Linked DNA regions of Homo sapiens: region 2 is linked to region 1. Evidence: chromatin contacts called from ENCODE Hi-C or POLR2A ChIA-PET data. All regions are on one chromosome and are shown on one strand. Each heading gives the region's core, a stretch centred on a gene start or an enhancer-like site at or near the end of the contact. The rest is flanking DNA. Distances are from core to core; before and after follow the strand shown.

Region 1 (7,717 bases), core at 2,389-4,888:
GGAGGCTTTTGTGAAAGATCAATGCCTGAAATAAGCTCTGTGAAGCTCTCGTTGCGTCTGGGCAGAAATAGCTGCTCTGGGACTCCAGGGGGAATATTTTAGAATGATGGAGGCGCTGTTACCAGCAGCCCCTGCCTCTGAGGACTCTCTCCTCAGTCTGGCAAAAGAATGGACATGATCAGGACTCTGCTATTGCTAGCACCACTGGGAGATGATGTATTTCTGCTAATGGCACCTTCTGTCGCTACAGAGAAGCTGCTCCAGCTTCCTCTTGTCCCGCAGAGAATCTGGCAGCCTCCAGAAGATGTAATAGAGACCTGAGGACATTTGGAAGACGCACTACACAGGAAGGGTGTTTTCAATTTGATTTACCTTCCGTCTCCTACAAGGAGCAGATAGTTAGTACCACACTGCATCACAAGCCCAGCACGCACCAGGACTGGGCCTGGGGGAGAAAAAATAACCCCTGTCAGGTATACAAAGGGTGATCACATAGATGCTTGTGACGGACTCCTCCAAAGACACAATCACTGAGAATTAGCTTAAATACAGCAGGAGGGACTCAGGATAAAAATGGGGAAATGATACAGGGATATTTCATGGCTAAAGACCAACAGGGGTTCCCATCCACTGCCTGAAGAACCAATAATTTGTGAGTTCATTCTCCATACGCTATTGATAGGTTTACAGTGAAAGCAATTATTTGGGGGTTAGGTTAGACTTTAAGCTGTTAAGCATAGTGGGTGAAAATTTTCAGGAAGTTTAAGTTTCTACTGCAAAAATGGACCATACCATACCCCAAACTGGAACACTGCTTAAATGTCAGACGTACTCACATTTACTAACAGGCATTGGTAGCTATTAAAAGCAGAAGAATTATTTCAAATGGAGGTCATATCAGTGTTAACAAGGCTTGCGTGGACTCATTCGGCACATGCTTATTGGGCACTATACTAATAGTTTCCTGGGGCTGCTATAACAAATGACCACAAACTTGATGGCTTAAAACAGCACAAACTTGGCTGGACCTGGTGGCTCATGCCTATAATCCCAGCACTTTGGGAGGCTGAGGTGGGTGGATTACCTGAGGTCAGGAGTTTGAGACCAGCCTGGCCAACATGGCAGAACCCTGTCTCTACTAAAAATACAAAAATTAGCCGGGCATGGTGGCATGCGCCTGTAGTCCCAGCTACTCAGGAGGCTGAGACAGGAGAATTGCTTGAACTGGGGAGGCAGAGGTTGCAGTGAGCCAAGATCATGCCGCTGCACTCCAGCCTGGGCAACAGAGCAAGACTATCTCAAAAAAACAAAACAAAACAGCACAAATTTATTCCTTCCCAGTTCCGGAGGCCAGGTTTCTGAAATCAAGAAGTCTGCAGGGCCACACTCCCTCCAAAGGCTCTAGGGGAGAATCCATCCTTGCCGCTTCCAGTTGCTGGTGGCTTCAGGCATGTCTTGGCTTGGGGCTACATAACTCCAGTCTCTGCCTGTCTTCTCCTGGCCTTCTCCCCTGTGTCTCTGTGTCTGTTTCCCTGTCTCTTCTATTAAAAGAACTTTTCCTAGAATCGAGGGCTTACACTAATATAGGAAGATTTCATTTTGGACTTCTTAACTTAATTACATGTGTAAAGACTCTTCCCCCCCACCCCCCAAATAAGCCCACATTCACAGGTTCCAGGGGACCATATCTTCTGGGGTGGAAGGCACTCTTCAACCTATCACAGGCACTTATTGTGAAGATGGCATTGCTCTGGGAGTCTGGAATATACCCATGGAAAAAAACGGTAACGAAATCCTGCCTTTTGGAGTTTAAATTCTAGCAGGTAGAGACAGATGATAAATATTAAGCATAATATTTATGTCAATAAATATATAAGTCAAATGCAGTTTCTTAAAACGTGGTAAGTGTTCTGGAAAAAAGAAACACAGACCAAGATGAAGGAGGCCCTTGGCTGCCAAGGTGATATTGGTGGAGGGCAGTTTCCATTATTAAATACAGTGGTTTGGGTGAGGCTCATAGAAAAGGTAAGATTTCAGCAAAACCTAGAAAAGGTAATTAGCCAAGTGGATATCTGAGAGAAGACACTTGCAGGCAGAGAGAATGGCTAGAGCAAAGGCCTGGAGCAGGAGCTTGCTTTGTACATTCTAGAAACAGCAATGGAGCCAGTATGGTTGGGACAGATTGAGAAAGGGGAGTGCAGGAGAAAGGCAGCAGGGACATGAGACAGGGCAAGGCCTCCCAGTGAGATGGCAGCCAGAGGGGGGTTCCATATGGGGGGTGAGCCACAAACACGGCCCTTCGTCTTCTCATCCATCCACTCATCTATTCAAAAATTCAGCCCATTGTCATGACCCTGGCAAGAAAGAGAAGGCATATTCACCTGGGATTTTAAAAGAACAAATTCTTTACAGGGGTGTGGGCAAGATCAAAGGAACCCCGGGGACACTGAAGCACCAGAGCTACCCAGAGCAGATAGCCGTGGCCAAGACACACGGTGAGACCCAGAGCTGCAGGGAGACCCAGAGCTGCAGGGAGACCTAGAGCTGCAGGGAGACCCAGAGCTGCAGGGAGGGCAGCCTGGCATGAAAGGCTATAGTCCTGGATGGACACAGCCAGAACCACAAAGTTGCAGGTGGCAATGGGAGGGGAAGTAGCCCTACCTCTCCCTCATTGTCCAAACCCAACCAGAAGCCAGAGGGCAATGGAGCCTGGTGGTTGAAGGCATTATCACCCCAGGACACAGAGCAAGGGAAAGAAGAGTAAAACATAGGTCTGGGATGACAAATAGGGAGTAGGCCACACACCCAAGCATAGTGCCGTCCCTGGAGAGTCTGCAGAGGGTAGAAGAGCCATGGTCCTTCCCTGCTTGGGCCTTGCATTCTAGTGGTAGACAGACATTCAACAAACACACACAAACAAACACAACACACACAAACACACACAAAAGCTGGCAGATCCTGGAAGAAATTCCATCCATACTTGGAAGAAGGGAATGGTGTGGAATTTTTTTTTTTTTTTTAGATAGAGTCTCATTCTGTCACCCAGGCTGGAGTGCAGTGGCATGATCTCCATTCACTGCAACCTCCACCTCCCAGGTTCAAGCAATTCTCTGCCTCAGCCTCCCAAGTAGCTGGGATTCCAGGCGCCCACCACCACACCTGGCTAACTTTTGTATTTTTAGTAGAGGCAGGGTTTCATCATCTTGGCCAGGCTGGTCTTGAACTCCTGACCTCGTGATCCACCCGCCTCAGCCTCCCAAAGTGCTGGGATTACAGGCGTGAGCCACTATGTCTGGCCGGAATTTTTAACCTAAGGGCAGATACCAGTCTGCATCTTGCTGAGGCAGCCCAAACTCTGATAGAAAACACACAGTCATCCTGGCTTGAATAATTAAATAATCATGAGAGAGATATAAACTATCCATTACAATCTGGGAAAAAGGCTTGAATTTATGAATACATTACCTACCACAACTAAAAGGGGTGAAAATGTGTTCATCAACCTCAGGAAGTGTATGAGTAAGTCAGGCTCCATCATGCTGCCCTTGTTCAAAACCTGAGCACAGAACCCCCTGCTGGAAATGCCTTGGCAGCTCTGTGTGCTGCATCTACTGTGAGAGAACAGAGGCCCCCGGGATCAGAAGAGCAGTCAAGGGCAGTGAGTCATCCACTCTGCATGATGAGGAAACTCTCCCACTGGCAACTGGAAGCACTTCTTGTCATGCAAAACTCATGACTTTTCAAGAGGGCTCTTATTGTTAAAAACAACCTCTTTATCCTCAACTGCATTTTGCCATGTTGTATCTTCCATCCAAGAAGGTTATGAAATTGCTAGGAAAGTCTTAAAGGAGACCCAAAAAAATCATCCTCTTTAGAGAAGCTACAAAGGTTCCTACATGAAACTAGTAGAAAGATGACTTCCTTGCCTGTCTTACTTCAATAATGAAAAGTTAGGGCCCTCTGGGAAGACAAACTCAAAGAGCAATATGACAAAAATTATAGTCAAAGGAGATAGTAGGTTCCTTAAAACATTAAACGTAGAATTACCACATGACCCGGCAATTCCACTCCCAGGTATATACCCTAAAGAATGGAAAACAGGTACTCAAGCAGGACATGTTCAGGCCAGTGGCTCACATCTAATCCCAGCAATCTGGGAGGCCAAGGCGGGAGGACTGCTTGAACCCAAGAGTTAAAGGCCAGCCTGGGCAACAGAGGACCCTATCTCTACAAAAAATTTTTAAAAAATAGATAGGCATGGTGGTGCACACCTATAGTCCCAGCTACACAGGAGGCTGAGGTGGGAGAATAGCTTGAGCCCAGGTGTTTGAGGCTGCAGTGAACCATGATTGCGCCACTGCAGTACAGCTTGGGTGACAGAGTGAGACCCTGTCTCAAAACAAACAAACAAAAAAACAAAAGACATGGAACTGACCTAAATGGAAAAAGCAAATATGGTACATTTATACCATAGCATACTATGCAGCCATTAAAACAAATGAGATTATGTCCTTTGCAGCAACATGGATGGAGCTGGAGGCCATTATGCTAAGCAAACTAATGCACGAACAGAAAGCCAAATACTGCAGGTTCTCACTTATAAATGCGAGCTAAACAATGAGAATTCGCAAACACTAAGAGGGGAACAACAATGGGGCCTACTTAATGGTAGAGGGTGGGAAGAGGAAGAGGATCAGAAAAAATACCCATAGGGTATTGTGCTTATTACCTGGGTAACAATCTGTACACCAAACCCCACAACAACGCGGTTTACCTATGTAAAAAACCTGCACATCTAAAATAAAAGTTAAAAAAACAGATGCAATAAAAATATGTTCATAGTGGCACTATTCACAATAGTGAAAAGATGGAAACACCCAAACGTCCATCAAAGGATGAATGGATAAACAAAATGTGATATAGCCATACAAAGGAGTATTATTCAGTCATGAAAAGGAATGAAATACTGATACATGCTATGATGTGGATAATCTTGAAAACATTATGCTAAGTGAAAGAAGTCATTTACAAAAAGTCACATATTGTAAGACTCTATAAGAAATATATAAACTTCATAATCATATTTATAATATTTATAAGAAATAGATAAATCCATGGAGACAAAATGCAGATTGTTATTCCCCAAGGGCTGGAAGAGTGGGAAATGGGAGAAACTGCTTTGTGGGTTACGAGCTTGACTTTGGAACAATGGAAATGTTTAGAACTAGATAGAAAGGGCAGTCACACAACCCTGCGAATGTACTAAATGTCACTGAATTGTTCACTTCTAAATGTTCAATATGAATTTCATCTTAATACATTTTTTTTTTGAGACAGAGTCTCAATCTCGTTGCCCAGGCTGGAGTACAGCGGTGTGATCTAGGCTCACTGCAACCTCTGCCTCCCGGGTTCAAGTGATTCTCCTGCTTCAGCCTCCCAAGTAGCTGGGATTACATGTGTGTGGCACCACGCCTGGCTAATTCTGTGTTTTTAATAGAGACAGAGCTTCCCCATGTTGGTCAGGCTGTTCTCAAACTCCTGGCCTCAACTGATCCGCCTGCCTTGGCCTCCCAAAGTGTTGGGATTACAGGCATGAGCCACTGTGCCTGGCAATAAAATTTTTTAAAAGGAAAAGGGGATAATAAGGGTGAATACATGAATAGTCAGCAAATTCTGCCATACTAGAACTTTTGGTTCAAAAGATGTAAATTTAGAACTAACAACAAAAAGCCAGCCTTACTACCAGGTAACAAACCCAAGGACCTAATAAGACCAAGATGTGGCATAGAATGAAAATATAAATCAGTTCATAAAGGTACAGACTAGCACTTCTTAAACAATCAGTAGTTTTTGTTTATATTAAATTTCCTATCCTTCATAAATAGATACTTTTGTAATAAAATGAATTATTAGGACTTCTGGCTTCCTCTTTGAATATAAAAAGCTGGAGAGAATATCACTCATGCAATAAAAAAAAAGAGCTGGATAATTTGTAAAATTATTACTTTTCTTGATCCCAGCAGGGAACTGAACCAGTGGGAGGAAGATGGGGCCTCTGATGCCTGGATGTGAAGAATTCAGCTAAAATTTTCAATAGATTGCTGAAGGCCAACTATGTACTAGCATGAGAAAATAGAATCCCTGGAACTGCAGACACAGAGGGGTTCACAGCCACTCTTTTCCAAGGACCTCTCTATGTGCTCACAGAGAAAGAGTGGGGGCAGGACTAGGGTACAGGGAAAGCTACCCTCAATTCTACAGGAGGGAGCAGATGCTACTAATGGAAAGGCAGAGAGCTCTTCAAAATTACTTGTCCCTTAAAAGAACAAAAGCTTTAAATTGCTGGGAAAGAGGTAGCATACACTGTCATGCTGGGGGCATACTGTATCTGAGGAAAATGTTAAAGAATGAAAGACTTCAACCCCTGCAGAAGAACAGTAAGTGATCCTAGACCTGGACTATCAGAGGTCTCCTACAGCTGAGGCAGGACTCATCAATGAGCAAGACCCACCCATAAAGCAAAAGCCATTGATTGATGTTGGAGGCAGATAAGGGAGAGGGTCCCTGGAATCTCCGACCTGCCTGCACACTGGGAGAAAGGGCTGAAGCCACGGGAAGCTTGTGTCATGTGGAGGTGGGGAGGAGCCTGGCCTCTTCCGTTCCTGTGTATGGCCTGAAATCAATCTGTGAGATGGGGGCCTGTTAGCAGGAACCCCTCTTGCTTTCTGAGAGTTTTTTTTCTTTTTTCCTTTTTGCCCAATAGATTCCACATTCCCTTTACCCTTCAATATGTCTGTGTGCCTAACTTTTCCTGATCATGTGACAAGAACCTGGTTTTAGCTGAACTAAGGAGCAAAGTTCTGCAACACCATTACCAGAAATAAAGAAGAATATTACATAATGATGAAGAGGTCATTTATCAGGAACACATAACAATCCTAAATGTGTATGTACTTAACAACAGATCTTCAAAATACATAAAGCAAAAAATGATAAAACTGAAAGAAAAAAGGGAAAAATCTATGATTACAGTTGGAGACTTCATCACTCCTCTCTCACTAATCAATAAAGTAGACACTGATATAGAAGACCTGAACAACACTATCAACCAACCTGACCTAATTAACATTATGAAGCCTCATATGAAACAACAGTAAAAATACATATTATTTTCAAATACAAACAAAACAGTCACTAAAACAGACAGTATTCTGGGCAATAAAACAAACCTCAATAAATTTAACAGAATTTAAATAATACAAAGTGTGTTATCTAACAACACAAAATTATTATTATTACTATTGGTTTATTTATTATTTATTTCCTTTTTAACCACACAAAATTAAACTAGTAATGAATACAAAAAAGATATCTGGAATATTGCCAAGTATATGAAATTAACAAATTAAAGTCTAAAGAACACAGGTAAAAGGAAGTCATAAGGCAATGTGGAAAATATATTTTAATTGAATAAAACAAAATACATGGGATGCAGCTAAAGCAGGGCTCAGAGGGAAATTTATAGCACTAAAATGCTTACACTAGTAAAGAATATCAAGAATCTAGGTTTCTACCTTAAGAAAGTAGAAAAATAAAAGCAAATTAAATGCAAAGCCAAAAGAACAAATAAATTAAGACAGACAAAGCAGAGATGAATAAAATAAAAAAGAAAATTAAAAAAATTAATGAAACTGCCATTGCAAAATTATAGCTGAGA
Region 2 (7,717 bases), core at 3,500-5,999, 330 kb before region 1:
CAGAGGAATGAGACCAGCTGAGCCTGGATCCATCGCTGTGTCCAACTTTTTAAACTCAAGTTCCTTCTATTTCTTCCAGCTGTTCTTGCTGGTCCTGTTTTATTTATTTATTTTTTTAGACTATGCAAGTTCAAAGCAATGAGCCCATTGCTATGATTAAAAGACCACTGGGTCTGTGCCATCACTATCTGACAGGGCTGGAACCAAAAGCTCTGCACACCAAGAGGAGAAAATGTGTTCACAAACCAGAGAAGTCCTGTTTGAGGAGTGGGAAGGGACTGGCAGCTCAGGTAGGTGGAGGGAGAAGGAAGGTGGGCGACACTGGCTCTGGCTGCAGTCTCCCCTAACAAAGCCCCATCCACCTGACCAATTGAAGGCTTGGCCAGAGTTATGAGTTTTCTAAACTCAATCAGAACACAGCCTGCTCTGACCTATAGAAGGTCACTCAACCGTACTGAATACTTGTCAGCATTCCATGGCTAAAGATAAAGTGAATGGACGTCCAAGACAGATTTAGAAATGTCCCTGTATATCCCTGGAACCTGTGAGCATCTGTCTGGGTGTGAAGAGCACAGGGGTGGATTTCCCTTCCCTGAGCACCGATGCTCTCCGCATAGGAACCTGTAGTGCCTGCTCCAAAGCCAGCATCTTGTCACTGTCACTCAGCAGCTTGAGAAGCAAAGGCACAGGGAGTGCCACACCTCCCTGCACAAGGGTTCACTTTGAAACCCGTAGAGAAGGTGAGGGCAACAGCATGAACAGCCTGACCTGCAGGTGGCCCAGCCCACATTCCACAGGGCTCATGTGGAACCCCAAGTGGCCTGGGTCATCACAGCCATCCTAGGAGGGCAACACAAGCCTGGTTTCATTTTCCACCCTTTCACCATTTACAGTCCAATGACAATGGAGTCTTTTCTTCACACACTTATTTTTCACTCACAGAAAGCATTAATGACTCTGCATTTATTAATATACTCCACATTTGTCCCTGAGCACTGTGGGAAGCGGGAGCCAGCCTCTATTTCACTAACTCTGCCACCAACCTCTACTCATCTGCTTCTCACATGAGAACATCAGAGACATGGTTCCAAGGCCCATCACCACAGAGCTGGGCTCTCAACCCACCTCTGGCTCCTCTCAGCATACAGAACCAATATCATGTTTTCATATAACTAAAGCCTAGCGTGTCCTTTTATTTCTGGAGCAACAGATTTAAAGTAAAAACTGGGGAAATAACCAATATCCCAAAAATTAAAGCATTTTGCTTCAGCCCAGTTTCTCCCTAACCCTCACAATCCATCTGGAATGTAGGCTTTCTTTTTGTCATCTGTTCGGTCTTTTTATCATTATCCTTTGCCAGAAAGATAAGTGTTAGCAGGACCTATGAGAGACCGAATCTTCATTCCTGAACTTTGCTTCTAGATAATGGCTTTTTGCTTCTGGATAATGTCTTCTGAGAACTGCTATGGCCTAAGGTACTGATGACCCAAGCACCAACCCCTCTATGAGCATGGCACTTGGGACATTTGTGTGAAGAGTATTCACCAAGAATAAGATGAGCGGGGGTGATTCTATGAAGTCTTTCAACTTCTCCCAACCCAGAAGGCAGTGTGACATCAAAAATGTAATCAGTTGCTGACCCAGACATTGTCTCCTTTTGGTTATTTCTTGTTTTAGCTTCTCTGAAGAGCAGGAAGACAAAGTGCTTGACTTATAAAACCACTCTTGATTCAGAGTCATGGGTAGCCTTCTCAGTCCCCTCCACAGAGGGAAGCCTCTCCCTTCTGCTCTGAGAGGTAACATGCCATGGCCTCAGATGACTGCATCAGCCTCTAGTGGCCTGTCTGAATCTAAGCAGCTTCTGGGGCCTCATGAAAGAGAAACTTGGGGTGAGAACATTGGGAAGGACTGAAAGGCCACATCTTGGCAAGGCCAAGTTATAGTTCTGCCAATGCCTTCCTGTGTGGCCTGGAGAAGTCACTTCATCTCCTCCAGAGCCTCAGTGTTCTCATTCACAAAGAGATGTGCTTGGGCCGATAATCTCTAAGCTCCTTTGCAAGTGATATATTCAATGATACTTTCCCTTCCTTAAGTACTGGGAAGGACTATGTCATATAGATTATTCTTAGTTTATCTAAAAAACTAAGTAGATTACCAGAGAATGGTCTAGTTTATGGGGCAGAAACGTGGCAGGGTGGGAGGGAAGGATAATCCAGGCTGTGTTTCATGAGAAACTTAAGAATAAGAAGGGTCTGTATCTTAATTACCTCTGTAAACCCAACTCCTAACACAGTGCCTGGCTACTGGCATTAATGAAGAGTTGTTTGATTAATCTACAAATGAATACAACTCAAAAGCCAAGCAGACACTTAATGGTTGGGTGGCAGTGTGTGCGTGTACAGGTAGGTATACACATTCACACACACATACATATATCCATACCATTTATCACAGATCACTTACCATCCAGCACTGGTTTTATTTTTCTAGATGGTGAGCTCTTTGAAGATGGAAAGCTCATTTATTGTTGTATCCTGAGCATCTTGCCAGAGCCTGGCCAATGGTAAATGCTCAGTGGCACTTATTGGATGGATGGATGAATGAATGGATGGATGGACAGATGGATGAGTGGATGGCCTAAGGTACTCATGGATGGATGAACTGATGGGTGGGTAGGTAAGTGGGTGGATTTATGGGTTAGCTAAGTGGTGATATCCAGTTTGTGACACATTCTGTGTAACCTCAGTTCCCATTGCTCCTTACATAAGAAAGAAAGAAGCAATCATGTTTCAGCATTTTTTAGCTTTGGGAAGGGGAGTGGGAGAAAAAGGGGAGAGAAAGAGGGAGTGAAGAGATAGGAGGGGAGAGAAAGGAAGAAAATTAAAGAGAGAGAGAGAGAGTAAATAAGAAAGAGAGAGAGAAAAAAAGAGATTAAAACTTAACAAAACCCAAGAAAAGTCAGAACTCATTTTCCATGGGCAGGAGGAGATGTCTGTTCAAGGTTCACTATAATCAGGACATTGATGTTTTGGAAAAATAAGATATTAAAGTTCTTGAATACAAAAAAGAAAGAAAGAAGAGGATATGAGAAGGCAACAGTTACCAAGAAAATGAATTAGGAGAGAAAACGAATTATATTTTTTATTCTTCTGTTACTAACCCTTTTGGATTTTAATGTTTATATTTTTAAAGAGCCTTTAAAAAAGCAAAGGTGAGGTGGAGTGGGATAAGAAGAAGCCTAAGCGTCAACCATGCATTTGGATTTGGGAATTTGTCAAAGGTGTGGGAATTTGTCAAAGGTGAGAGACTGAATTTCCACCTTGACATGCAAATGCATTCTTATTTCCTATGCTGTCGCCCAAGTCACCCTGGTTACATCAGTGTTCAGCTGAGTCAGAGCATTTGGATGGGCTCACTCTAAGAGGGTTAGAATTTGATCCCATGACAAATAAGAATGGTTACCTGGCACTGCAGGTGAAGAACAGGCTGGAGCAATCTCAGGGCTGGGGCTAGAGGAAAACACAAACCAGCAACATGATCCATGGCTTCAGTCAATACTCAGGAAAGCCTATTTCTGTTTCCCCAGTGCGTTCCTGAGAGCAGTGTTGATTACCAGATAACCAGAGTCTTTGGTCTTTCACAGAATCAACAGCTTGGCAGCCACAAAGTGACAGGCATCAATACTAATCGCACAAGCCTGTCTGTAGCTGGACCCCAGGACAGGCCGTGCTCCACCTGCCTGTCCAAGAAATGCACGCCAGGTCCTCCCCATGGAAACCACTAACAACACTTATTAGCTGTTTCCTTGCCTGCTAAGTGGTCTGTGCCTCGTTCTGGCTCCCATTATTATATTCATTTCAGCCTGTGTCCTGAAACCTGATACCTTTGTACTTGGGGGGTGTGGTGTCTGCCACCTGACAATGATTTGACATGACACAGTGACAGAAAACAAGGAGACAGGATGGAAATAAAAGAATAAGAAATCCAAGCAGCTACACTGGCGGCTCCAGGCAGGGGTGCCCATTAACACAGATACCTGTGAGAAGGAACACAGGCCCCACTGCCACCCTGGCCAGATCACTTAATTCAGCTGCACTGGACTGGGAGACAGCAATCTTCCTTTGCTGAACAAGGCCCCATGCAACATTATAGTGGGTTCTTCACTTATACTTCTGAGTTCAATGTGGCTCCACTTCTGCCCATTCCCTCCCCTCCCAATTCATCCGCCAGCAGTCCATTCTGTCCTTCTTCCTGGGCCTCTGTGCTGATAATCACAGCTGCCATTAGGGTGGTGGCACTGGTGGCACACATGGCCACCACATGCTAGTGCTATAGTCATTCAAGAGACCAGCTAGGGCATGTGGGGAGGGGGCAATGAGGTGAGCCCTCGGCCCGTGGAAGCCACTATGCAGACACAATACTGGAAACAGTGGGGTTTCCAAAGAGCAATTTCAAGGCTAGGGTCCATGACTAACTGGCAGTGACATGAGCCAGTGATAAGCCTATTCTGCGCCTCATCTGTAAAATGAACAAGATGGACTAGATCACTGATGCTTGAACCTTCTGTTGTTACATTAGACAATAAAATTTTTTCATTAAATGATATTTTCCTTTAGACCCCAGTGTATTGAATGGATAAAAATGGATTTGGAAGCCAGCTTTGGGAGCCCTGTTAGCTCCACCCTGATGGGTCACCACTTGTTCCCCCTGCACCTCTGACAAGTCTCATTGGAATGCTAGAATTCCGCATAGCTCAGTGTGAAAGGCATGGGGCCAGATCATCTCAAAGTTCCCTTCTAGGCCAAATGTTGCTTTGGGTGAGGCATGGGAGACAGAGAAATTGTAGGGAAGGTTTGGGGATTTGCACCGTGTTAGAATGATCTTTCCTCTAGCATTTTATGTTCTCTTTTTGTCATCAACAGCCCTACAGCTCAGGGCTCTGTGGAGATCTATGGCAAGACAGAGCCAGTAAAGGAGCACCACACCAGCAGCACCCCCAGGCCCACACCCACGACATTTCAGAAAGTTCAGCTTTCACTTTTATACACACTGGAACTAAAATACAGGGAAAGAAGTCAAGGGAAAGTTTGGAGATAATCAGCCAGGACTCAAGTTTTACAAAGGGAAATTAAGCACCAGTACACTTGCTATATTTAGGATCTGTATTAGTCCATTTTCACACTGCTGATAAAGACATACCTGAGACTGGACAATTTACAAAATAAAGAGGTTTATTGGACTTACAGTTTCACGTGGCTGGGGAGGCCTCACAATCATGGCAGAAGGTGAAAGGCATGTCTCACATGGCAGCAGACAAGAGAAGGGAGCTTGTACAGGGAAATTCCCGTTTTTTAAAGCCATAAAATCTTGTGAAACTTATTCGCTATCATGTGAACAGCACGGGAGACCACCCCCATTATTCAATTACCTCCCACCAGGTTCCTCCCACAACATGTGGGAATTCAAGTTGAGAATTAGGTGGGGACACAACCAAACCATATCAGGATCTATCATCTCTTTATCATCCACAGCACCACCACCATCACCAATGACAACGAATCCAGCATAGGTCTAAGTTATCATCCACTGGGATAATAACAACAGGCAGCACTGATTATACTCTTATTATTGGTTATTATGAGGATGTTACATTTATAACTGCCCTAGAGCAAGGCACCATTATTGTCACTTTTAAAAATGAGAAAACTGAGCTACATACAGGAGACTAGTGACTTTCTCAAGCCCCAGAATTTGCAAGTAGTAGAGAAGTGATTTGAACTTATGCAGTCTAACTCTGAAGTCTGTGCTTTTAACACTGTCGTCACCCAGGGAAGCAGGCTGATGTGAGGAGAGAACTGAGCTGTAGGAGGGCTCACACAAACTGTGCAGTCAGCAAAGTTGCTTTTCAACAGCAAAAAGCTCCTAGTTATGGGCCCGTTCGCATCCATGCTCCTCTCTGCATCAGCCCGCCTCAAACACGTAAATTCACTCCCCAAGCACCTAGTTATTATCTTGCTTGTTCTCTACTTAAAGCATTCAGAAAATATTTAGATCTTTTTTTTCCACCCAGATGTAAATAACTGATAATAGGTTAATCTGCTTCTTCCTCCCAGGGAGAGACATATTTTTCACCAGAAACCAAAGCCTTGAACTGTAGAGATAAAGCTCCACTTGTAAAATTTCAATGTCAGCATAGAATAAGGATTATGAATTCTTGAAATCATCAGAGTCTTCCTAGTGTCCCTGAAGTCTATTAGGTGGTTTTTAATTCATTAGGAAAAAACTATCCAGATGGAGAAATGGATATAATCTCTACTCCAGATACTATTCAATGGAAAAAATACTCAGAAAGCTTTGGCCTTGAATTTGTGGAGGCAGAGGAGGGGGTTGTGGGACAATTAGGAGGTTGAAATCACTCACTGACCCTATCTGAAACTCTATATTCTATACTGCCACCCTTGGACCACCCTTGGGTTAACATTTCCTCTGAACATTCTAGCTCCCTTAGGTTATTTATTTACTTACATTTGATATTTTCTTTTACAGAGCAGAGAAAATGGAAGGAAAACAATATTCCTATCCCTAAAAACACTCACTGTGGTTCCCTAGGAGGAAACAGTAGAGCTCCAGGAGACAAAAATCCAGCTCTCAATTCCCTCCTGCCTGCCTGGAGAAATCACTCAGCACCCGTAATGAGAGGATGCAGTGGCTAATTTTGTACCATAAATCACAAGGTTAATACTATGACTAAAAAGTGATACCATCAGCTCCTTTCCTTCAAGGCTGTTAGATCTTAGTCAATTACTTATGAACAAAGATTTAAAGACTTCAGAAGCCCCTCTGCCAACAAAAGATGCTTTTACTGTTAGCTTTCTTTCCCCTTGAAAAGATTCTTGAACTCCTCTGGAAGGGGCTCCAGTGTGTTCTCAGCATTTATAGGAAGAGGTTTGCAAGGGAGCAGCAATTAACAATGCCAGGCTAATAAAAATCCTGGAGCCTCAGTATCTTCTGAATGATACTGCCGACACTCCTAAGGTAGCCTAATACGAGAGGAGAAAACACACAGAGATGGGGGAAAATATACCTTGTTTCCGACATATTTCTCAAGCTGTTTAAATATGAAACAAAATCCTACCAGGCTACAAGTTTCCAGCTGTTATGATATCATAAGATAAATTTACAGCTAGAGAAACAGCATGTTTGCTTTTATAAAGTATGGAAATATAAATGTTCCAAGTGTTAAAACTGTCCAAACAAATTAATTCAAGTAAAAATAGTTGTCTCGGATCTGGTTCTCTCACATTTGCTTTCTTTTTATAGAGCTCACCAGCACACTTCTCTCAACGCAGAGAGGAGAGGAAGTGCAATTCCATCTCGGCAGGCGCCTTTTCTGCATTTGGAAACCCAAGGAGCCCTACAGCAGGGAAGCTGGGTGGCCCCTGCCCAGGCCCCCATGGCTGATCTATTAATTAAAATCTTAATTTAGCCTCTTTGCAACAGAAGAAAGACACTGTGAAAGGGGACTGAGGCTAAAAATCTTACGATGTGCTCCCATTTGGGGATGTTCATTGTAGCTACAATGAAAAAAGAGTTTCTTTCCTCAGTGACTTTGAAAAGAATAGAGTGGTGATTAACAGCAATTTTTTTTTTAATGAAACGCAACCCGTCATCCCTGTCATCTTCTGGCCATCCTCGCTTGTACGCGCCTCCCTGACAA

The links. Hi-C counts contacts between places; a loop is a spot of excess contacts on that map. ChIA-PET counts read pairs that join two places held with the same protein, here RNA polymerase II (POLR2A). Pooled maps may share reads with other maps.
Region 2: a loop to region 1 is called in a map of IMR-90, with 2.2 times the contacts of the local background. The contact joins two enhancer-like sites. A Hi-C loop is called at or near these places in 1 of 168 maps with a recorded cell type or tissue (IMR-90) and 2 of 50 pooled maps. POLR2A ChIA-PET finds 5 or more read pairs at or near these places in 1 of 52 experiments (AG04449).

The regions. Positions count from the first base shown.
Region 1 is chr10:76,099,350-76,107,066 of GRCh38, reverse strand. All of the region lies in intron 5 of LRMDA (leucine rich melanocyte differentiation associated), which reads right to left. Among named protein-coding and RNA genes, the nearest start is that of MIR606, 550 kb to the right of the region's middle. RefSeq lists an enhancer at 3,357-4,056. Within about 2 kb of position 3,638, at least 3 of the 41 ENCODE cell types and tissues checked have a DNase peak (open chromatin) inside an H3K27ac peak, as active enhancers do.
Region 2 is chr10:76,429,508-76,437,224 of GRCh38, reverse strand. The region is part of intron 6 of LRMDA (leucine rich melanocyte differentiation associated); the gene reads right to left. Among named protein-coding and RNA genes, the nearest start is that of KCNMA1-AS1, 450 kb to the left of the region's middle. RefSeq lists an enhancer at 3,415-4,112. Within about 2 kb of position 4,749, at least 15 of the 41 ENCODE cell types and tissues checked have a DNase peak (open chromatin) inside an H3K27ac peak, as active enhancers do.